3 separate regions of the Mus musculus genome follow, and all the other regions are linked to region 3. The links are chromatin loops, found by intact Hi-C in ENCODE. Cell type or tissue: heart. All regions are shown on one strand.

Region 1 (8,000 bases), 140 kb after region 3:
GGATCTTTACCTATCCTAAATCAGATAGGGGACTAATATCCAACATATATAAAGAACTCAAGAAGGTGGACTTCAGAAAATCAAATAACCCCATTAAAAAATGGGGCTCAGAACTGAACAAAGAATTCTCACCTGAGGAATACCGAATGGCAGAGAAGCACTTGAAAAAATGTTCAACATCCTTAATCATCAGGGAAATGCAAATCAAAACAACCCTGAGATTCCACCTCACACCAGTCAGAATGGCTAAGATCAAAAATTCAGGTGACAGCAGATGCTGGCGAGGATGTGGAGAAAGAGGAACACTCCCCCATTGTTGGTGGGAGTGCAGGCTTGTACAACCACTCTGGAAATCAGTCTGGCGGTTCCTCAGAAAACTGGACATAGTACTACCGGAGGATCCAGCAATACCTCTCCTGGGCATATATCCAGAAGATGCCCCAACAGGTAAGAAGGACACATGCTCCACTATGTTCATAGCAGCCTTATTTATAATAGCCAGAAGCTGGAAAGAACCTAGATGCCCCTCAACAGAGGAATGGATACAGAAAATGTGGTACATCTACACAATGGAGTACTACTCAGCTATTAAAAAGAATGAATTTATGAAATTCCTAGCCAAATGGATGGACCTGGAGGGCATCATCCTGAGTGAGGTAACACATTCACAAAGAAACTCACACAATATGTATTCACTGATAAGTGGATATTAGCCCCAAACCTAGGATACCCAAGATATAAGATATAATTTGCTAAACACATGAAACTCAAGGAGAATGAAGACTGAAGTGTGGACACTATGCCCCTCCTTAGATTTGGGAACAAAACACCCATGGAAGGAGTTACAGAGACGGAGTTTGGAGCTGAGATGAAAGGATGGACCATGTAGAGACTGCCATAGCCAGGGATCCACCCCATAATCAGCATCCAAACGCTGACACCATTGCATACACTAGCAAGATTTTATTGAAAGGACGCAGATGTAGCTGTCTCTTGTGAGACTATGCCGGGGCCCAGCAAACACAGAAGTGGATGCTCACAGTCAGCTAATGGATGGATCATAGGGCTCCCAATGGAGGAGCTAGAGAAAGTAGCCAAGGAGCTAAAGGGATCTGCAACCCTATAGGTGGAACAACATTATGAGCTAACCAGTACCCCGGAGCTCTTGACTCTAGCTGCATATATATCAAAAGATGGCCTAGTCGGCCATCACTGGAAAGAGAGGCCCATTGGACTTGCAAACTTTATATGCCCCAGTACAGGGGAATACCAGGGCCAAAAAGGGTGAGTGGGTGGGCAGGGGAGTGGGGGTGGGTGGATATGGGGGACTTTTGGTATAGCATTGGAAATGTAAATGAGTTAAATACCTAATAAAAAATGGAAAAAAAAAAAAAAAAGATATATCTTGTTTCTAAAATAATTAAAGAAAATGGTGTATAAATCATTTCATATGGGTACTACTTGGTTTTATTTTGTTTCTTTGTTTTGTTTTGGTTTGGTTTTTGGTTTTTGGTTTTTTGAGACAGGGTTTCTCTATATAGCTCTGGCTGTCCTGGAACTCACTTTTGTAGACCATGCTAGCCTCGAACTCAGAAATCCGCTTGCCTCTGCCTCCTGAGTGCTGGGATTAAAGGCGTGTGCCACCACACCGGCTTATATGGGTACTACTTGTACTGCAGTCACTTATTTGTGTCACCTTTCTTTTGAGTGTCGTAGGTCACTGTGTATAAGTGGTTGTCTCCAAGGTCCAGTCTGGGAAGCAAAATACAAATTCTGTATGTATTTTTTCTACATAGTAAGTTATTTTAAAAAAAAATTACCAAGACATTCATAGCCCTCCAGACAAACTGCCTCAGCTGGTCTTCCAGAAACATCACACCCCTGTGCTGCTATTTTGCAGGCATTAAGGGGCTCCAGGGGAAGAAGAAGGCCTCTTCCTCCATAAACAGCCCCTGTGGGTAAAACCTCAGACACTTTCATGTAATCCTCTGCAGCACACTGGGAAATGCAGCTGGGGAAACAGACTTACCGCTTATTGCTGATCATCTCAGGAAGCATGGGTGTGAGAGACCCTCCTAAGAGCTCTGAAATCTGTTTCAGAATGTCACGTGGTTTCCTGTTTTCACCTCTGGCTTTTCCTGGATGCTCTCATTTTTCTTAATCTTTCAAATTCTTTTGTTTCCTTTATTAATCTCTGCTCCTCTTTAAAGGAGGGCCGAGTTCTGGAAGCTTCTGTAAGTCTTGCCTTTCTTTGATACCAGGCTTCAGCCTATTTTTTTCTGTGAGCCCTGGGGTCAGGACTCCCTAGATATGGCTTGCAGACAGAGAGCAGTTGTGCCATCCCAAGAATAGCATTCCTGTGAGCACATTAAAAGCGAGAGAATGCATGGAGAGGCTGTGTCACTTGAAGATTGGGTAAAATGAATCTTCCAGCTTTTAAAAATGCCCAGTGTTTAGAAAAATTGTTTTTTACAGAAAGTGTAGTTGAGTGTTAGACATTTGAGAGGTCACTTTAAAATGGAACTAAAGTTACAAGATAAAGCAAGACATTTATTTTGCACTTTAAGCGTTGGCACACAATTTAATACGCTGTTGAGAGTACAGGGATGGTTGCAAGTCAAATGAAGGTTATATTATAATTGATACTTTGAATTGTTAAGGAGAAGCGAAGGTGAAGTGGGATGCTTTTATTATTATTTTTGTTGAAATCTTATTAAAAACTCTTAATGGAATGCAAACTAGAGGCCATCTTCAAGGTCCCCAGTTAAATTAGATATGCAGCCATTAATAGTATCACTTACTTGTTGAAAATAACTCTGCCAAGGCAGACATGGGATAATGTATTTTCTCACTTCTTTGTGTACCTTACCATATTTCTTAAACCTGGAGAATATAAGCCTGGCCGTCAGATTTTTTTTCCCAGTTTTATTTTTAAAATTCTTGCTATTTATATTCAGAAACATAAACTAGTAAGCAATAGCATTTTATTTCAATGTTTTTCAGTTGGGTTTATGTACCTACACACTTGAAAACTATAATATTATTAAAATTTTATATAAAAAATTAAATTAAAAGAATTAAGAGGAAATATGGCTGCAGAAATAGGATTGTTCACATATAGTGATGAGAGTGTGCATCTGAGAGCTGTCATGACAAGGTTTGCCTCATAGGGTGTGTCCTCTGGGCTCCTTCATTTTGTCATCCTTCCTAGTATATGTCAGTAGACAAACTGAAGAAATGACAGAAAAAGAAGCTTGAAATTCAAGGAATACTGTATTTTTCCTAACTTGTTTTTAATCAGAGTTTAGAAAAATCTGTTATTATTTTATTTTTAGCAACAGAGCATCTTGGTTGAGCTCCTGACAGAACAGTTTCCTAGAAGCAGAATGTAAAACCTACTATTTCAGTGTGCAGTTGCTCAGACACACTTCCAAAGAGAACACTCTCGGGAAGATCAAGGAAAATAGTATAATTATCACAAATCTTTTTCATAATATAGAATGCACAGGCCTTTAAAATAATTCTCATTATGCACAACCAGTTCTCCATGTGGTATTCTGATCATCTGGAGTTTGCACCATATTATATTATTTAATTAACCTATCTGTCCTGTTGAATCGCCACCCAGCAGCCCCATAGTACCTTCTTATCTCAGGGGAGAAAACCGCACACACTTTAATATAGGTGCAGCATCATGAAAAACCAGGCCAAAGCACAAGCACCCTGAGGCAGAAATGAACAAAGCCAACACTTTAAACTGTGGTGTCTGGAACCTGCTATGATCATCACTGCAGAGGAAGGAAGCAATTCGGAAAACAAATTTTCAAAGCTATTTTTATACCGACATTCATTATTTTTTCTAAATGCACACCCATTCTGGTACTGTTGGTTTTTCCTTCCTTAAGCTCAGAATTAAGTCAAAGTTAATTTCCTGCTATCCAGTATGTTTTTTGTGTTAACATAAATTGTTTAGCCAAAACCAAATGAGAATGCCTATTCATTTGTGTGTGTGAGGACACTATGGGCCAAAGGGATAAATAAATTCTGTACAGCTTATTTAAGTGGCAATGGGCCTGATAGGACTAACAGTCATTCTACTGTTAAGAGTGAACAGTTTATTAACAGCTTGCATGTTTTGCCAGTTGCAAAAGTAAACATTTTAAAAGTGACACTACATACAATTTCTCTTTCTCTAAAGCTGTCACTTTCCGTACGACAATTGATAGAATGGCAACCCTCTGAGTAATGTTTAGGGACATTATAAGTTATGGTCATCTAATGATGAGCAGAAAATATCCCGTGAATATATACATACTTTGGCTTCATTCACTTTGTTTATATTATCAATTCAAGAGATACAAAACCGTTTCAAAGAAGGTTTTGTTTTGCCTTCTAAACATAGTATGTGTTTGTAAACTGTTCTGCTGTGTAATATCATTGATAATATTGTAGTTAGGATAAGTCAATTTGATTATATAAATATAACGAAATAATTAAAAGATTTATCCTGGCTATTTCATTAAGATTATGAAACTACCTAGAGAAAATATCATGAGTGGCCACAGAGCACCATCTGTGTATAATCATGAGCAATGCACTTCTGCCAATCCATGCATGAATTTCACACCCTTCTCTTTGGGATGCTTAAATACACTTCTCTCCCTGTGAGTGTGGTGGCTCGGAGCTTTACACTTACATTATTGAGAAATTGGGGGGGACTCCACAGGAGAAGTAAAGAAAGGGAAAACCAAGTCTAGCACCATTGGTAGCTGACTTTCAGCTGCCATGACCAGCAACAGGAGGCCAGTTTACCGGGACAAAGCTAATCAAGTTCCCCTTTAAACAATAATTGAGGATGATAAAAGGAGATAGAGAAAGACAAGTACACAAGATTAAATGTTCCCAGATGACAGTGAATAAAGAAAAACATTTGCAAGGCAAGACCGAGGGGAAGAAGAGTCAGGAAAGAGTTATTTACAGCACATACAGATAAAGAGAAACAGTATAATAGGAAGGAACTAGATGCAAAGGGAAAATGTTGATCCACTTTAACTTTTTGCTGAGTAAAACTTCTGACATGGTTATGTAAAATATTCCCTACTGGCCATCTTGGATGATTTTTGCCAATTAGGAAAAAAAATGTGTTTAGTTGTCTAAGAATAAAAAATCTTAGAATCTTAGAGAAACGGAAACTAATTTACTGAGGCTTGCATTTTTACAGACTTTGATAGAACTTATCCTCACAGAATCAGAGTAAAATCCCTGCTCCCACTTGTGCCCTGCTTTGAGTAAATAAGCCAGAGGCCATCTTCATCAGAGACTCTTAGGTAGCAGAGAAGAAAGTGAGACCAGAGAGGTGAGAGGCTGTGTTAGGCTTGAGAGAAGGACCATGTTGCTTTTGAAGTTAATAGTCTCAGTCCTTTCCATCCACTCCTGACTGATGGCATTTCATAACCAGAAAGATGTCTCTGCCTGTCACTTTCTGAATCCATTCTTCAAAACCTTGTGCACCTTTAGATGATGGTCCAAAACCTGCATCCCGATCTGTCTCCACCCATTACGGCAGCCCTACTGCAGTCCTTTCCAAGAACTGCACTGAGTCACCTATAGCTCCATGGTGAAAGCTTCAGGCTTCTACTCTTGGGCACTAGCATGCTCTACTAGCTAGAAGATATGTCATCATTTTATGTTCAACTAAGACCTACTCAGGATTCAACTAAACAAAGCCTTATATTTGCCTCCAAAATACTATTTTCCCTCTCTTCCTAGCTGTACAGTAGTGTTACTCAACTTTATTTTAAAAACAGATACCATATATTAGATCTTAAGAAATGTCTGAATGAATGAAAATACAAAAATATATATCGTTGTAATTTTCATTTGTTATATGTCTACCCTGCTTCCTCATTACCTAATTAGAAAATGCAACATTTGATAAAACTTAGGAAAACCCAGTTTACCATGTTTGTCTCACTGCAGTTGAAGTGTGTGTCTTTTGGGCTTTGATTCTCATCCTCTGTCTGATACAGAGAAAGGCTGAATTTTTCCTCAGGTCTTCTAGTAAGTTGTTACTAAAAGCACGTGACTGAAGAAAGCCATGGGGGAGAGATCCTAGGTTCATTTATTTGCTCAGTGGGGAGAGGGGCTTGCTATGACCCAGAGTAAGTAATACTATTTACAGTTCAGGTTTCAGTTGGTGAAACATAGGACTAAAATGGTATTAGTCATTGGAGTGTGTTGTGCAGATGGTGAAAAGTCTGGGGCAGCCAGTGGTTGAACTGTATGATACAAAAAGATCTCAATGTAAATGACCCTCACCAATCTTACCTAATTATGAATTGTTAATGAAAAAGGGCAGACATATATTTACCAGTTAATGTGACTATTTTAGTGCAGCTTCTTATGTCCTTATATTTATTGTTTATTTCAAACAAATTTAGCAGAATTAAGCTAATCTGTAAGATTCTGTCATCTGTGATCCATGCACAAGTTCTCTATTTCACTTTTGTTATTGTTGTTGTTGTACATGTTAGTGTTGATTATATAGTATTGATTATACATGTTAGTGGGACTCAATATATTCCTCTCTCTTGATCCTTTCACACTCCTACTGACCTGATTCCTATTTCTAACTAGTCCCTTCCACTATAGATCCAATGAAATCCCCATCAAAATCCCAACACAAGTCTTCAAAGACATTGAAAGAGCAATTCTCAAATTCATCTGGAAAGGAAAAAAAAAAAAGAAACAGAAGAGCAAAAACAATTCTTAACAATAAAATAACTTCTGGGGGAATCACCATCCCTGAGTTCAAACTATACTACAGAGCAATAATGATTAAAAACTGCATGGTATTGGTACAGAGACAGACACATTGACCAATGAAAAAGAATTGAAGACCCAGAAATAAAACGACACATGTATGGTCACTTAATTTTTCACAAAGACCCCAAAAATATACAATGGGACAAAAGAAAGCATCTTCAATAAATGGTGCTGGTCTAACTGGCTGTCTGTATGTAGAATAATGAAAATAGACCCATAATTGTCACCTTGTACAAACCTCAAGTCCAAGTGGGTCAAGGACCTCAACATCAAACCAGATACACTGAATATAATAGAAGAGAACGTGGGAAAGAGCCTTGAACCCATTGGCATAGGCAGAAATTTCCTAAACAGAGTTCCAATGGCACAAGTTCTAAGATCAAGAATTGATAAGTGGTACTTCATGAAACTGGAAAGCTTCTGTAAGGCAAAGGACATAGTCAATAAGACAAATCAGTAACCTACAGATTGGGAAAAAGTCTTCACTAACCTCATATCCAATAGACGGCTAATATCCAAAATCTATAAAGAACTGCCTATGGATTCTTATAAAAGAGTAGGGCCTTATAACTCACTTCCCTCTCCAAGACTGAATGTCCATAGTCTCAATCATATTAATCACTGTATCTGTGAGTTCCTGACGGAAGTAGCCAAGTCATGACCAGAAGACAACAGTCCACCTCACCCTGCCCGTAAATCCTTTCTACCACTCTTCTACAGTGTTTCCTGAACTTCGGCTGGAATCTGATAGATGCCCCAGGTATGGTTGAACACTTAGCAGTCACTTATTCTCAGTATCTTAGCAAACCACAAGTCTCCACAATTATTGTGACCCACTGCAAAACAAAATTTCTCTGACCAAAACTTTCAGCAGTAAAAATCTATAAGGATAAACATCCTTGTTTAGATGGCAATTTTATAGGTACATCATGTTCTTTTAGAAAAACAAACAACAAACCAAAGCATCTATATTTTCATACTAGAGTCTACGACCTCCCCGGGCATGGGCTTTTGACTAGGTTTACTGTACTAGACATGAGTTCTCTCCTATCAGGTGAGCCTTAGTTCCAACCAGAAAGTGATTGGTTACTCCGATAATACTTGCTACCATTGCATTGGTGGGCATATCTTGCCTTGCCGACCAGCAATGTAACACACAGGGTTAACATTATTAA
Region 2 (8,000 bases), 180 kb after region 3:
AGAACAGATTATGCAGGTATGTAAAATTTCCTAGGACTAGAATGAGAGCCTGTTTGTGAGAGCCTTGTCCACCACTGTTTACACCTTGAGTACCGCTGTTTATTTACTGTTTATTTACTCCTAACCTGGGCATGCACTGCTCTTTCTTCGAAGTTCAAGCTTTCAGTGGGCAAGAAGGAATTTTTTATTGAACTAAATAAGGCACACTTTTTTTTTTTTGCCATAGTTAAAGCAATTGTCAAAGATGTCAGTAAGATATAATTAACTTGTTTTGACAGTGTAAATGGTACAAATGACAAAACATTTATCAAATTAATGGGCATCAATGGAAATTAATGCAAGGTTTGGCAGTTTATTGTAATAAATGCAAATGTTCTTGTTTGAATTTTCATAAAAGTCAACAGTGGAAAGTTTGCTGATCTCTGACAAGATAGAAATAAAGAGAGTTGCAAGAGCTAACACAAGGCTACTATGAAGATACAGAGTTGAAATTCATGAATAATTTAGTTTTTAAAGAAACTAACATGTCTCATTTATTTAGATTCTAGAATGCGGCTTCTCAGACATGCAAAGTTATAATAAACTTTATGTGAAAGTATAAATCTTATTTAGCAACTATGGAACCTACTTTGAGTAATAAAAATACTACCTAATTTAACTCTTCTACAGTGAGCAATAATTGATGGAATGCAACTAGCATATTATCAGATGACTATAATTTATGAGAATTTAAGGTAAAATTATAAAAATAAAATTATTGAGTTCTATGAAAGTATCCAATGAATATTTATTTATTTATTCACATATTCATTTTTGCTGTTTTGAGACAGTTTCTCTGTGCAACACTTGCTCTTTTATATGCCACTATGTAGACCAGGCTGGCCTCAAACCTGTAGATATCCAGCTGCCTCTGCCTCGTTAGTGCTGGGATTAAAGACACCTGCCACCAAGTACAGCTTCAAGGGATTTTTAAACACAACGTTTCATTTAGCTACTGAACACTTGTAACCAATTTTACAACTAATACTCAAACCCAATCAATTGTTTCTTGTCATTCAAAATATATACTACCATTTTTTTCATCTGACTTCATTATTTTATTTTACTTAATGATAATTGTCATTATGTTTTTACTTGAACAAAGCCCTGGTAATATCTTAATTACTTGCATGTATCAGAATGTGGACATAAGAGGAATTTAACTTTTGCATATTTTGTCTTAATGTTTTCAAGCATCTAGATAAGACTGACATATTGTAAATTCCTGAAACTGCCAGTTATCCAATATATTAACTTTGGTTCTATTATATGTGTATATAACCATTCCCAAAACACCACTGAAGATATTAACAGATGCTTATTAAGAAGAACAACTAGTATTCAGGTCATTTAGGGAGTGTTACCATAAGCAATTGATCTTCTCCCCAGCTTTCTTCCCTTCTTTCCATTATACAGTCTTTACAAATATGCATGTTTTGTGTAAAATCCTCTGTCAGAGAGTGGGTTCTGGAACTGGTTCCAACTCTTTACAAACACCAAAGTCTAAGGACACTATAGTCTCTTTTAAACTGGACTTCTGTTTACATATTACCCATGTGCATCTTCTTCTATGTCTTAGATCTAGATAATTTATAATACTTAATACAATGTAAAGTCTATGAAAATATCTGTGGTATTGTATTGCTTAAGGAATGATGATTTTAAAAGCTCTGTACACATTCTGGAAGATGCAAGTGCTTCACACATATATTTTTGAATCTATGAATACAGAGCTCTTGGATATGGACAGCCATTTTATTTTACCTTTTTTAAAATTTCTAATGTGTGAAATTCACTCAAATGCATGTAGTATAATATCATGAATCCTCATGTAATTATCTTAAAGAAGAAGTTACATCAACTCATGGCTATGTCTTTTCTCCTCCTCCTCCTCTTCCTCCTCCTCCTCCTCCTCCTCCTCCTCCTTCTCCTCTCTCTCTCTCTCTCTCTGCCTCTCTCTCTCCTTCCCTCCTTCCCTCCCTCCCTCCCCCTACCTATAATAGATCCGATAAAATGTCAAAAATCACAACTAAATTTTATCATACATCTCAAAAACCTTTTTAAAATCACAGCACTATAATCATCTCTTAAATACTTCCAACCTCTTATAGTATACAATATACATCAGAATCACTTGAAGAATAGCACATTTTTGTAAAAGATTTTGCAGGACTAGTGCTCCCAAAATTGTACTCCACCAATATGTTGAGCCATAGAAAACTTATTAAAAGTAATAAAATACAATAGTGACATATAATATCTGAGGGTGATTCTTTATGCTTTAAGATTTAAATAGAACCAAATAAAAATATTACATTTTATCATAAACAACTATCTTGATGGTATTATAAGCTACTTCTATTAAATGCATTTATATTTCCTGTAAATGATGACTTTATATTTCCTGTAAAAACTAATTCATATGGAAAAATCTTTAAAACTGTTGCATCTGTGACTATCCTGGAACCATTCATGACAGGACTTATAAGAGTCAAGTCTTTCCCTGAGGATTTTTTTCCCCAACGAGGAACCCCAGAGGTTCATTGGCACCCTGTGCAATGCCTGTGTGTACACTCATCTGTACCAGGAGATTCCAATACAGGGTCTGCCACCTTCATCTCCATTCACATTGTATAGCACAGTTCACCTTCAAAGAAAACAGTGGGTTGCATTTCTACTCCGAATATATTCAGGTTTGATTGCAGGCAGTGAACCTCTGATGCTGATTACCACTCTTTTTAGTTCACTTTGTTTTTTATTTTTTATTTTAAAATATTTTTCTCCATTCTTTTCTTTGAAAAGTTCATGCATTTAAACACTACATTTTGAACATATCAACCACCATTACTTCCCTCCAGCTCTCCCAGTAACCTCTGCCTTGTCATCCTCCCAGCCTCACATCCATCCATCGTTTGTTCTTGTTATTATGACCCCGTGAGTCCAGCTGTTGACAGTTGCTGAGGAAGGGAGGGTAGCTCTGCCTGCTGGATGTGGGCTGGTTTTCCCATGCCCCCACTGATGGCCCCACACCTAAGCACATAGGAGCTGCACAGATTGTTTTCCGTCCTAATTGTATCTGCTTGGTGCACATAGAAAAGAACATTTCCCAGTGAACATAATCAGGTCACTCAGCATCCTAGAGATTTCTCTAGTTTGACAACAGAAAGTCTTGTAAGATGAAAAATTGTCATGATTAAGGGGCAACAGGCAGACTGATCAGGAAAAAGCACTTGCTGCTAACTCTAATGATCAGTGTTTGGTCCCCAGAACCCATCAGATGGCAGAACAACCAGCTCCTGCATGTCTCCTGCCACTTCCATCTCCACACTGCTACTGGGCGTGCACAAGCACACACCGAGACACTAAGTGCACACAAAGTAAAGAAACAAATGCGACAATTTCTAAAGTTATGTTTAAGCTTGCATGCTTGCTAGATTCCAAATAAAATAGAGAAGCAAAAAAGTTCATTGAAACTTGCAACTCATAGTTAAACATGGACTGAATACATGAAGTCCTCCCTGACGTTACTTCAGCTTCACATGATTTTTATACATGGTTTTATTGAAACATATAATATTAGAAAACATTGAAATAATTGTGTTTCTCAACATTTCCTAGTACCCAGCAGGATTTTCATTTTCCCAAGTTTGGGACATAGACATGAAGATCTAAAAGAATCAAATGAAAAATCAATATGTTATTGTCTGGATAATTTATATTTCACATGTTATAAACTCTCCAAGGAGGGTAAACAGGAACTCTATGACTCACATCCCTAGAAATCTGCTCTGTGCTCACAATTAATTTGATGTCACAGCAACTTCCCTTGTTAAACAAATGTCCACGGACGCTCCCACTGGAAGGAAATAGCAGTTGTAACTCACACTTTTCCAGATGTGGCATGAGTACTGTAAACTTAGGAACTTTTACCATGCCCTCCCCTTTCATTTTTGAGCCTACTTTAAAAGCTGGCAACACTTGCTTCTAACTAAATAGTGGCTATCTTCTTTAAAGAAAGTCTGAATATTAAAATAAATTTATTGAACCTCCTTTGTAATAACATCTAAAGGAAAGGCTTCAGCCAGGACCAACAGAGACTGGATTACAACTTTAATTTAAATAGATTTTATTTATTAAATAAATAAATAAATAAAAGAATACTATGTGAAACAAAAGTAACATATGCAGGAAGCTAGAACGTGTCTACCTTGTACAGAGACAGGAATCTATGTTCCTCATAGGCATAAAAGTGTAGTCCACACCAGAAAACTGAAAGAAAAATTTCCATCATATTTCAAGCAGAATTACTATCTGTTTGGGCTGTCTGGAATCACCTTCCTGTCCTCTCTCTTTTAATGAGACCCGAGGCATTTTCTGACTCTTGATTCAAAGGCTTTGCCTCTCTGTTTGCCAGGCCCAGTGATAAGTTCCTGCCATAGAAACAGAACAGACCCTCTGATACCAGTCCACAAGCTTAGACTTAGGTCTCTTTTTTTTCACTACAGAAAGAGCCCTAACCCACGGGTTTTCTAAATCACAAAGGTAGGACTTCCTGGCTTTAGCATATGATAATATGATAATAATAATCTTCCCTTGTGGACACGTAGATAAGATGGCACACTGTGTGTGTGTGTGTGTGTGTGTGTGTATGTGTGTGTGTGTGTGTGTGTGTGTGTGTGTGTACCCTCACCAAGTCTTGCACTAAAAGGAAAGTGAATTTTAAAACTGTGCTTCTCTATGTCCAATGTGTATCTATATATGTGTCTCCTGATGGGTTCCTGTCTGGCTGAGAGGCTCATCAAGCCTTGGAAAACATAGACACATATTTTTTTTCCAGTGAAAATGTACTTAATTTTATAGCTTGTTAGATGTTCACAAAAAAACCCATAAATTTCAACTACTTTAGTTTTTATCATCTAAAAATTAAAATGTATTTTATTTTGTGGTATCCTACTTATATCAGTTTCCAAAAAGGATTTGTGGTGTTTTTATAATTAAACTACAGTCAATGAGGGTCTTTAAACAGAGATGGACAACATGGAGAGCTGAACTGTTAGGGGAAAGAAAAATACCTGAGCATGGCTATTCCGGTTAAAGCACTTAGCCCTAAGCTTCTTTGCAACCAGTATAAGAAAGAAATTATGGTTGAGTCGGTTTATTTCACAAATATCCGGAAAGTCCTGCTATGCAGCAATGCTGTCCCAGGCTCTACAGAAGGCAGCACAGAAGTCCCAGTCTCTGTGAAAGGAACCTGGGTCTTCATTGTCTGGAAAAAATGAATAAAAATAATTTCAGAGACCAAAGAGAAAGTTAACTTTGCTAAATTATATGTGAAATATTTAGCACAGATCTTTTTATGAACCATAACTGGGGAACATAAATGGATAGAAGCTTCAACCATGATATTTATAAAATATCCCAAAAAGCTTTCTGTATAGCTGAGGATTTTTGAATATTTTTTTATAAAATTCTAGAGCACAAAAAGTAAGATATGTATATCTCAATGACACAGTGTTTGAAACTGATTGAAGTAATGAGTCCATTCATGAATATTCTAAAATGGGGAGGGATTAATATCACAGGAAAGTGGTAGGAGAATCTGTAAGGAAAGCAAGTCTAGTTTATTACCCCTGAGTGAGCAGAATAAAGACCTATGACCTGTGTAACAGGACAGATAGAGCCTGGGTTGGACAGACAGTGCTCAGTGACAGTGTGTATGTGGCTGGAGAAAGTCCCCTGGTGTTCATGTTGGTCAATGAGAAAGGAAAGTCCCAGGCTCTCTGTGCCTTCAGAAGAGCCAGGGCCTTTCTCCTCTGGGTCTAGTACCAAACAGAGTCTACCTATCTCCCAGAGCATTGCTTTGTGGTAATTCACCGTCTCTTGTCACTTCAGGAAGTCTTAAGTTTTAGGAAACATTTCTTTTAGAGATGTGCTTCCCTTTAAACAATAATTGAGATATTATGCACAAGTCTGAAATGTGGAAGAAAAAAATCCAGACTTACAAACCAAATCCTCTCTATCCTATTAGTATCCCGTCAACCCATTTTCCCCACAAAGAAGAAACTGACAACCTAAAAGGGTATCAACGTAGTCTAAGTGAATTGCCAAATAACTTGTTCTTTGTGGAAGCCATCGCAATTTACAAAGCCTTTCCGCACATGTTGTCCCCTTCAGTCTTCACAACAGAAATGTGAAGAGGCATTAGAAGCATCTGACAGGTGAGAAATGGAAGTTCAAAGAGATTAAGTGAAAGAGATTGCATGGCAGAGCTGAGGTTCGAGACAGCACTGCTAATTGCAGAAGCCAGCAAGTGTGAGCAGCAAGGGACCCCAGAAAAGTTTAACTGCCTAAAACTCAGGAGCTGGGGAGCGAACACTACACCCTGAACTTAACCCTTTGAGAGCTTCAAATTCAAGAATGTTCTGCTGTGCTGTTGAGGCTGCTGTGAAATCATCTGAAGTACTTGATAATCTCTCCATACACCCTCACGGTCCCTAAGTGCTATTTCGATTGAATTTAAAATCTCTGCCCCCTCCCCCCAGGCTGGGACGAAGACTCGGTCAGTAAAGTGTTCACGTTGCAAATTTGAGGACCTGTGGTTGATCCTCAGAAACTGTATAGACAAGAGTAGACGTACAGTAGTAATCTCAGCTCTGGAGAAGCACAGATGGAAGGATGCCTAAGGCTCGCGGACCAAGCAACCAGCCTAGCCTACTTGCTGAGCCCAGAAAGAGACCCTGTCTCTAGAGGACAAGGTTGCCAGCAGCTGAGGAACCACAGAAGGGGTTGTCCTTCGACCTCCACATGCCTGCACACACTAATATGTATGCACACATAAATATTCATACATAGGCACAAACGGATATGCACATGTGCATAAACACACACACACATACACACACACACACACACACACACACACACAGCCACATACACATTCAACTCTTCTATTGTTTCCTGTTTCTCTGCACAGCAGAGAATCCTGAGTAGTGCTACAGTAAATCTCCCATTAATTAAAAAAAAAAAAAAAAAAAAGATTCCCAGCTTCTCTGCAATAATTTGGAGTTTACAAAGATTCATTCACATTACCCCATTTGTTTTAATGTCAGCCCATAAAACAAGGTTACACATGCTAGAAGTAATACCTAGGAGGCTCAAAAAGCTATAAATGGCTGGCCTGGAACTGGCCACAGTGCTTTAATTTTGTCCACCTGCCTGTGCAAATGGGGCAGTTACTTGATTTGTTAAATATTTGCCTTCATGGCTTCTCTACTCCAGGTATTCAGTCAGGAATATCAAGTGGTTTCGTATCGTATTTGTAACATGAATTAATTCAGTCATGTGACAAAAATCTACATTTAAAATGGAAGCTTTTTTCCATTTGTTCATGAACACAAGAGGCACTTCGCTGGAAAACATGTTATATCTGGGCCAATAATCTGATCTGTAGGAAATAAATAGCAGAAAATGCAGGCAGCAGCTTGTAGCACAAATATTGGTATCAGCACCAAAACAAATAAAAACGTTTGCCCAGGTTAATACAGTGCCACTAGACTATCCTGGAATATTTAAGCTCGAGAAATGAAATTAGATGTCAGGATTTCTGAGGGGGAAAAGAGTGTCTCAATTCAAGTATGTTCCCCTCTAGGAGTTAGAGTAGGACTGCTGCAAGTCTCTAAAAGCCTGTGGACTCTAACTCACAATTTTCCTGCTTCCTTGAGCTCTATGCTTTCGTTATTTCCTCCTGAAAATCATGTAACCAGTCACCTGTAATCTTATGTTATGTTCATGGCTATAGATAAAGAAGCAGTATTTGCAATACAGATGAAAACTTGGGCTGAAAAGTTGCCTTGGGTCCTAAGAGACACTCTGGGAAACTGTGTTTATGCCCCAGTTCGTAAATGCATTCTGCACTATTTATGGGCACCATTTACGTGCGCTTTCCCTGTGTGCAATGCCCA
Region 3 (8,000 bases):
GTGCAGGCCCATGTGTGCTGCCGCTGTCTCTGTGAGTTCATATGTTTAAACCTGGCATGGTAGCACAGGCCTAAAGTCCCAGCATTCTGAAAGATGAGAATAAAGACGTCACATCTGAGAGCCACACAGGAGCATAGAGACATTCTATTTGAGTAAACAAAAACTGAAAGGAATCAATAATCATTGCACACTTTGGACAGCACTACTCCTGCTCCAACCATTTGTTTTCTGGCTGCTGTGTTCTAAGTAGAGTCCTCTCTGCCACAGTGGGTTCCAGAGCATGTGGAGACATGAATAGCTGGCCTGCCTACTGACAGTGCCACTTAAGCTTCAGAGAAAAGGTATTTTAAGTTAGAATTTTGAAATTTAATTCCTATACAGAAATATTCTTACAACAGAAATAATTCTCCTTTTTCTAGATATTTCACAAAAGTTTACTTGTCTTTGTGCAGATTTGTGGGGCAATTCTCCTCTGATGATATTGTAGAAATCAGGTATGAAGGAGGGTGTGAAGTGGTAATATGAGCAGGAGGCATACAAACATTTTATATTTTAGCCAAAATTCACATTCAGAGCTATTTAGTTACACGCAACATATTTGTAGTTTTTATTTTTTAACTCTTTTAGCCAGTAATCAAGAAGTCCATCTGACAAAACATGTTAGAAACACTGCCCATAGCATCAGGAAAAAGAAGCCAGTGTCTTCATTAGCAAAACAGCTGTACACAATGACACCCATGACATTCTGGATCAAGACTCTGAAGACCTGAACTTACACAAGAGGCTCTGTTATTCTACACAGTGTTCCAAATATATTTGTTTATTCCAAAATTTGCTTTTATTTACTTATGTATCTGTCTTGGTAAGGGGAGAGAGCTCCTGCTCCACTTCCCCTCTCAACCCTGGGACCCTGTCTAGTTGAAACCTATGTATATCCACACTTGCTGCCATAGTCTCTGAGTAGCACATAGATGTGTGCTTGTATATGTTTTACTTTGAGGTCAACAATGTCAGGCATCTTCAGTTGCTCCCCACTTCAGTTTTTCAGTCTCTTAGTGAACCTGGAGTTTGCCAATTCAGTTAGAGTGACCTGTGGGCAAAGGCCCAGGAATCTCCCTCCATCTGCCTCTTTCGATCTAGTCTTTTGGAATGAGATCAGGGACACATCCCTTAACAAACTTAGCCATATCTCCAGCTCCAAGGCTTTTCCTCCAAATGTAGATATATCTTCCTGTTATTTTCTGAATAGTGTTTATCACTAAATATCTCAAAATTAAAAGTAGTATTCCTAACATTCTTAGTATACAGAATTTATAGTTAATGAAAATGAAATGACTTTTGAAAAACCTTCTAATTTTTGTGTCTCTAGTATAATACCATGTGGAAGAAAAATACAATGGTTATTTAATACTTCTTGAAGTTATTGGGATGGCAAAAGTGTAAATAAAAAAGTGCTCCAAATGTTGCAGCCGCCAGCAGCTCGCAACATGAACGGTTCGACTGAGAAGGCTACTCGAGCTGTAAGAGAGGAATCTAGACGGGGCGAAAGAAGAAACGGAGCCAAGACAAATTCATTCTGATCAAAGCTCAAATTTTATTCTTGGGACACTAGTTATAAAGGAAGGGAGAGGGGACCTGATTCCCGCCGAATAATCTCGGGTCCAGTAGAAAGGTGCACGTGTGTGGCTCCTCAGGTTCCAGCAGTGGGCGTGGCAGAACGAATGAGCAGGAAGCTCCACCCCGAGCAAGCAGGTTTCAGGCTGGGGGAGGGGAGACTACATCCAAATAGTATGTTAATATTAAGCATGATACCATACCTTCAGATTGGGCAAGTAAAAACACATGGGTGCATATTATGGTCTGATTATTTATAGTCGTGTATTAAGTAATTGGCATGATTCTTCAGGGAACATAGATCATCTCTATTTTCGATGGTTAAAAGAAGAGGCACAACAGTATTTGTTAAACATTTTCATATGTTGTGAGGAACAAAGCTAGCTTCCTTGGGCTCTGAAATTTCTTTTTACTTCATTGTTTCATGTGTAGGTTGTTGCCATAAGTTGGGAAATTAAAATAGAATGTTGCAATATTTCATATTAAGCATTATTAATGTGATTGGGAGTAGTTATTACTATTAAATAGATTTTCATAAATCAGCAAATTTGTGTGATGTGACTTGGACATAAGAATGCATGGAAGGACACACATACACACACAATCTGGTAGTATTATTGATTATATAATATGCATTCTATTTTTCTTTGTACTTTCTTCGTATTGGTGACATTGGCTATGCCATACTTTGTGCCAACCAAGTTTAAGAGACAAGAAAAAACTCTGAGTAAGAATACTTCAGAGAGTAACAACTAGTTTACAGAAAATAAAACAGGTGCTATAAGACAAAGTATCTCTCTTGGGAGAAAAAATTCAATTTTATTATGAGAAAGAGAAATAGCAGGTAAAGGTACAGAAGCAGGATGCTCCCGACAAATGCCAAGTCCCTACGTGTAGTCACCTGTATTCCATGCCCTGTAGTCTTGGGCATTTGGATACTTAGTTCCTAATTGGTGCATCCTTGGGCTAAGTCCTAGTTGTGGTGTGTCCTAGGTCCTAAGAGGTGTGTCCTTGTTGGAAGAGGTATGTCACCAGAAAGAGAGTTCAGACCTATGCCCACTCAGGTATGCTCTCTCTGCTTCCTGCTTTCTCTGCCTCCTGCATCTGTGCTGCACTCCTCTCATGGATTCTTCTCCTTCTGGAATTGTATTTCTCAGTAAAGTCCCTTCTGTACGTTGCCTTGGTCACAGTGTCTTATCATGGTCATAGAGAAGTAACTAATACACTCTGCGAGCTCCTTGGGAAATACAGGGCAGAGGGAGTTCAGCACCACAGCACTTGACCAGAAAACCCTCAGCTGAGTCGTAAAAAAAATTTGTATTTTCACCAGGGTCATTAAAATGTTTTAAGGGCAATCTTTTTTTTTTAATATGTTTAAAATACTGTTCAGGCCTCCAGGTGGAGAATAAATTGTATGTGAAGCAAAATTGAAGCAAGATACTAACACAAAGATTGCCACAGTGGAACAAGGCAGAGTGAGTCCACACAACCTGAGTGTTGGTCAAAGGGCCAGTGAGGTGGTAACAAATACTTTCTGTCCATTTAGATGCTAGTATGGGTGTGAACAAGTGTTACTTGCCAAAGTAAGGAAGAACATGGATAGTCAGGAGGTAGATACATGAGGATCAAGTTCACATCACTATCCAAGTCTGTGCAATGAGTCTTTGCCTGACTCAGAACAAAAGAAAAGTATGTGGAAAGGGTAGGAAGGATGTCAATAGCGTCTTTATCTCATCCATGTTCGTCACAAATCAACATTACTGGTTTAATTTTAAAACACAAATATACTTCATAAAGAGCACCATTTTAAGAACCAAAGCCCTCGTGCTGAGCCCAATATACTCATCGAAGGCAATTTTCTCAGACTTTGAGATGCAAACACACTGACGTGCTTAGGAGTTTTCAGTTGGTTGCTTTTCAATAAAGCCTGTGTAGTCTGACGTTTTTGTTTTTCATTTACTCCTTGAAATTTATCATCAACAGTTTCAGCATCATCCCCGGTATGGCAGTAAAAGGTAAAATACAATAACAGGGAACTCAGTAATTTGGCTTTTAAATGGCTTTATGCATTTATGTGCTATGTAGGCTATGTAGCAGATTGTGATAACAGAATCAGTTATAATCAAAGTGCAGCCGTACAAATATAGCAGACACCTTGGAACAGCTCCCTTTGTTGATCGAGACAGAGCAGGAGTGCCATCTTACACTATATTTTCTCTATAACAGCATAGCAGCCTCAACACCTTTGTTGCGTTTCCGTTGTGCTGCTATTGCGAATGTCCCCACAGTAGCACTTTACCTGTATTTATCATTGATTCTTGCACATTGAATTTTCTGCTCTGCGGACAACTAATTTGAGTGGCTTGAAGTATAAAACTTACAGCTTTCCCCTTCATTGTCCCAGTTCACATAACAATATAGAAGTCATTTCCCAGTGCAGAAAACCCCAAGGCCCTCAGACTTTGTTCAGCCTCCGTGGTGCTACATAATTTATTTTATTTCTCTGAAGCCTGCAGCGTTTCTTATGTGCTGTTAAGGGAGGGGATCCATTGTCAGTGTGTAAGCATCACTTCAATTAAGCTCTGCTGGCTTCTCTGTCTGCATGCGAATGTGAACTTGGTTGTCTTGAGAATGACAGTTGTTTATTTTACTCATGGGTGTCTGATGCTGGGTGGGGACTTACAGGTTGACTCAAATATTTATAAACATGTCTTTTGCTGTCTTTCGTGGAGACTATTCTAAAGTTAGGGGAGGTGCTTTTTATATTTTGTTGATTGTTTTTGGTTCTCACAAACTCCTTTAGCTTTCTCTTCTCTTGAATTCTAAATTGCAATTCTTGTTTTATCCAGCTAGTCCCAGAAACTATAACCTGGTTTGATTCCTGAAGTGGGAATAATGTTGTACCAGTAGGGGGAGCTCACACCATGCCTATTTTATGGGTTGGTTTGAAGTTAATTTTGTGGCTTTGTATCCTTAAGGGTGGAGCCGGTTTCACTTTAAAGCCAACAGTTTCTGGGGTTTGGAATATAAGTTATTTCTTCCAGTTGAAAAGTTAAAATAATCTGAAGTTGTAAATCTTAAGTGCGTTAACAGTTTAAGTCTTTAGCTAACGAATCGTCATACTGTGGTTGAAGTTTTCAGATTGCTGAAATGTAGAAGCTTTAAAATATACTAAAAGTTCTCTTTCTTTGTGTACATCCTCAAATCACTTCCTTCCAGGAACAGTGACCACAGGACTCGGGCTGAACACTTTTTGTGCTGATGACTGTAAGTCAGCATAAACAAGGCAGTTGCTAACCATGGTTGTGGATGTAAATGTGAGCTTAGTTTTTTCATAGATATCCCTGGAGGGATAGATACTTGGGGCTATCCATATTTCTCACTAAATTTGCATAGAATGGAGTTGGAAAGGCATACAGATCTCAACTAGCTCTGTGCTACTCAAGTCAGCAAAGGACTCAGAGCCAGTATCATTCCAATACCTTTTCTTTCCCAAGTTTGTTATTTTTGACTCTCCTTTGAGATGTTAGCAATTTTCCAAATTCTGCCTGAAATTTCAGTCTCTAAGATGGTGAACACCAAACACCTCTTCATATAATACGTTTCTGCAGGCATCTAATGTGACCTCAGAAAATGGAAAAGGGAGTAGCATCTTCTCTTTGTTCCTTTTCTCCACTCTTGAACATCTGTCTAATGTCATGCATAAGGATGCCCAAGACTCTGCTCTGCCCACAGCAAACTCATGATTCAGAGACTGTACCATTCAGTGAATTGGGAGAAGGAAGGTTCCAGCGTGTGTTTTCTTCATCAGAATAAGAGATCACAGTTGTCTCCAGACTAGCCCATGAATTTGACTTTCAAAGCATCCCTGAGTCAAGACAGCTGACTAATTGCTAACATTATGCCTCATAAATCTGAAAGTCTGGACTAGAAAGTGTGCGATGCCTGCCTCTTGATGGACATTAGTTATGAAATCACCTCTGTCATAGAATTTTCATCTAAATCACTGTGCTGTTTCATAGGTTACATGTGGTTGGAACCCTGGTGTAGAAGAGGGAGAGATAATGGAGAGAAGAAGATGAGGTGAGGTAGAAGAGGCTATTGAAAGTCGGAGAAAGGTTCTCAGGCATTTGCGCGTTTCCTCCGGGTGAACGCCACAATTGTCTAGCAATTTCCTAGCAATAAAATAGCTGTCCTGTGGTTGATGAGCCTTTAGCATGACAGCGTGATGACCTTAGCCTGGATTCTCGGATTTTAATAGCTCTGTGGTTCCCATAGGGTGAAGCTCTTTGCTCATTGCTTTCTTTGGCTTAGACTTTCTTCTCTGTCAGTGATCCTCCTGTGTACTGTTACCTCATTAGTGCTTGATTCCTAGAGCATCATCACTGCTACAATGTCTCTTTCTGTATCACACATTTATTTTAGATGGCATAAATTTAACAAAACAAGTTGTTCTGTGGACCCTGTAATCTTACAGGAGCATATCTATCACAGCAATGCACAGAGTCTAGGAAATCACAGATCATACCTGGCTTCAACTCCAGAACCCCTGGCCTTGTAGAACAACCACATTTAGGGTCCTACACATGATTTGGCATTTGTAATAAAATACATTTCTTTTCTAACGAAGTCTCATTCATTCTACATGTTTGAGTTCCACAAAAATTTAGATCTATTATTAAGTTTGGTGTCTGAATATTTTCCTCCCTCCACTGCCCTGCTGCTGTTCTAGTGGCTGTGGTTATGTGGTTCTGTGGGGAATCTACTAATGATCCTTCGGTTAAATATATTTTAGTTTCCCAGGCAGTTCCTTAGTTCAGCATTGTACCAGAGGTCAAGCTGAGTGGCTTTAATAGCTTTGTCAATAAATCTTACAAAATGTAGTATCTTAAACCTATATCACTTATATAGAAATTATAATATAGATATTACAGCAAAATACTCAAAACATGAGCAGTATTTGCACCAAACAAAATGGTATTACAAACCATTAATAATACTTATCAGGTAACTCATATCTTAGCCTTAGCTGTTGGGTTGATGTTAAGCTCTTGTGAAGTCACTCAGTGCTTTGTGAAACCTTCAGTTCCCAGATTCATTAGATTGCTTGGCTTCAGGAATGTAAGGCTCTTAGTGTTTTAGAGAGCAGTTCAAACACAGCATCTTGACGTGATCTTGGGAGACTGTGGCAAGAAGATGGCAAGTTTAAGGCCAAACTGAACTGGATAACAAAACCCTACCTCAAAATAAATCAAAACAGAGAAGAAGCAAGCCAAAAAAAAAAAAAAATTCCTTTCCCAAGGCAGTGGCATTATATAAAGACTCTGCCTGCTGATCTCTTGCCAGCCATGGAGCCTGTGCACTACTGCAGAGGCAATGCAGATACAGTGACTTCATTTGGGTTTATTGCATACCATTAAGTATCCTTTCAGAATGCAAAAATTTAAGTTCTTAGTTCAGACTTATATGTCTCCAAAAAAACCAATTTAGCTAGTGACTGTCATTCATGAATTGTACAGTTGGTAGACTAGGCCTTTGTTCAAGTTCTGGGAATAGAGAAGTGAAAAAGCTAACAATTATGATAGTGTGTTGGAATCTGGTGAAGTAGGGCAATGAGGTCAAAGACACTGGAAGAGGAACAAAGACCATCAAATTATTTACTTTATTTTATTGAAACAGATATACAAAGTTTTAGTACAAAGCAGCAGGGATAGGCAGTTGCTCAAAGGGATTCCTATAACAGCACTTTGAATTATCATATTTTATTAAATGGGAGGGCCAGGTCAGCTATGCAATTGCATAAACTGAACATGAAATCATTAAAGATTAAGTCTTCTGTTATTCATATGGGTGTCACACGCATAGCAAAAGTAGCACATTTAATTCCCAGAATCACTGGTTCATCGTAAAGATGAGTCATGTTGAACTAAAGGGACCATATTTTAATGAACCAGTCTGGATACTGAAGCTCAACTCTGCTTAGCAGCAGACAGCCTGGGGAACAGGAGACAATCTATTTTTCAAATGAAAAATTAGTCCCCAATGCTGTCCTTCTGTCTTAATTTCCTTCTTAGCACTCTGTGCATTCTTCCTTCTTATACTCCCTCTTGCCTTGGGGTTTCCTTAAAAACAAACCATAGACACAGAACATTTTCCATTCTTCTGGGTGGGATTCCCCGTGTGGCATTTGTTAACCAATGAGCACCAGCAAATATTTGTCCGTATACCTACAGTTTACCCAGAAGCTAATATGGAAAATGATTGCTTGTTCTTGGGGGATGCTTTTATACTCTTTGGAGAAGATGAAAACATGCAGGAGTGGACTTTTCATTTCCTAAGCATGGCATGCCCTACAGGAAAGAATAGTCCATACAGGGCTGTAGCCA

The links. A loop is a pair of places that touch in the nucleus more often than their neighbours do. Peaks named below come from ENCODE experiments on the same cell type or tissue, not always from the same donor. Only the 100,000 strongest peaks of a DNase experiment are listed, where the experiment ranks them.
Region 1: it touches region 3 in a loop (6-fold over the local background); 8 of 42 quality-filtered maps call a loop at or near these places.
Region 2: a loop joins it to region 3, with 7 times the contacts of the local background. A loop is called at or near these places in 6 of 42 quality-filtered maps.

What each region holds. Positions count from the first base shown.
Region 1 is chr1:51,102,889-51,110,888 of GRCm38, forward strand. All of the region lies in intron 5 of Tmeff2 (transmembrane protein with EGF-like and two follistatin-like domains 2), which reads left to right. Among named protein-coding and RNA genes, the nearest start is that of Tmeff2, 180 kb to the left of the region's middle. In heart, no CTCF peak of the experiment used is centred here; a DNase peak (open chromatin) is centred at 3,713; H3K27ac peaks cover 726 bases.
Region 2 is chr1:51,133,103-51,141,102 of GRCm38, forward strand. It overlaps Tmeff2 (transmembrane protein with EGF-like and two follistatin-like domains 2), which reads left to right. Exons shown (of 10, transcript NM_019790.4): 7 at 1-16. Among named protein-coding and RNA genes, the nearest start is that of Cavin2, 150 kb to the right of the region's middle. In heart, a CTCF peak has its summit at 3,881; a DNase peak (open chromatin) is centred at 3,879; H3K27ac peaks cover 309 bases.
Region 3 is chr1:50,957,951-50,965,950 of GRCm38, forward strand. All of the region lies in intron 4 of Tmeff2 (transmembrane protein with EGF-like and two follistatin-like domains 2), which reads left to right. Among named protein-coding and RNA genes, the nearest start is that of Tmeff2, 34 kb to the left of the region's middle. In heart, a CTCF peak has its summit at 4,520 (motif pointing right); no DNase peak of the experiment used is centred here; H3K27ac peaks cover 279 bases.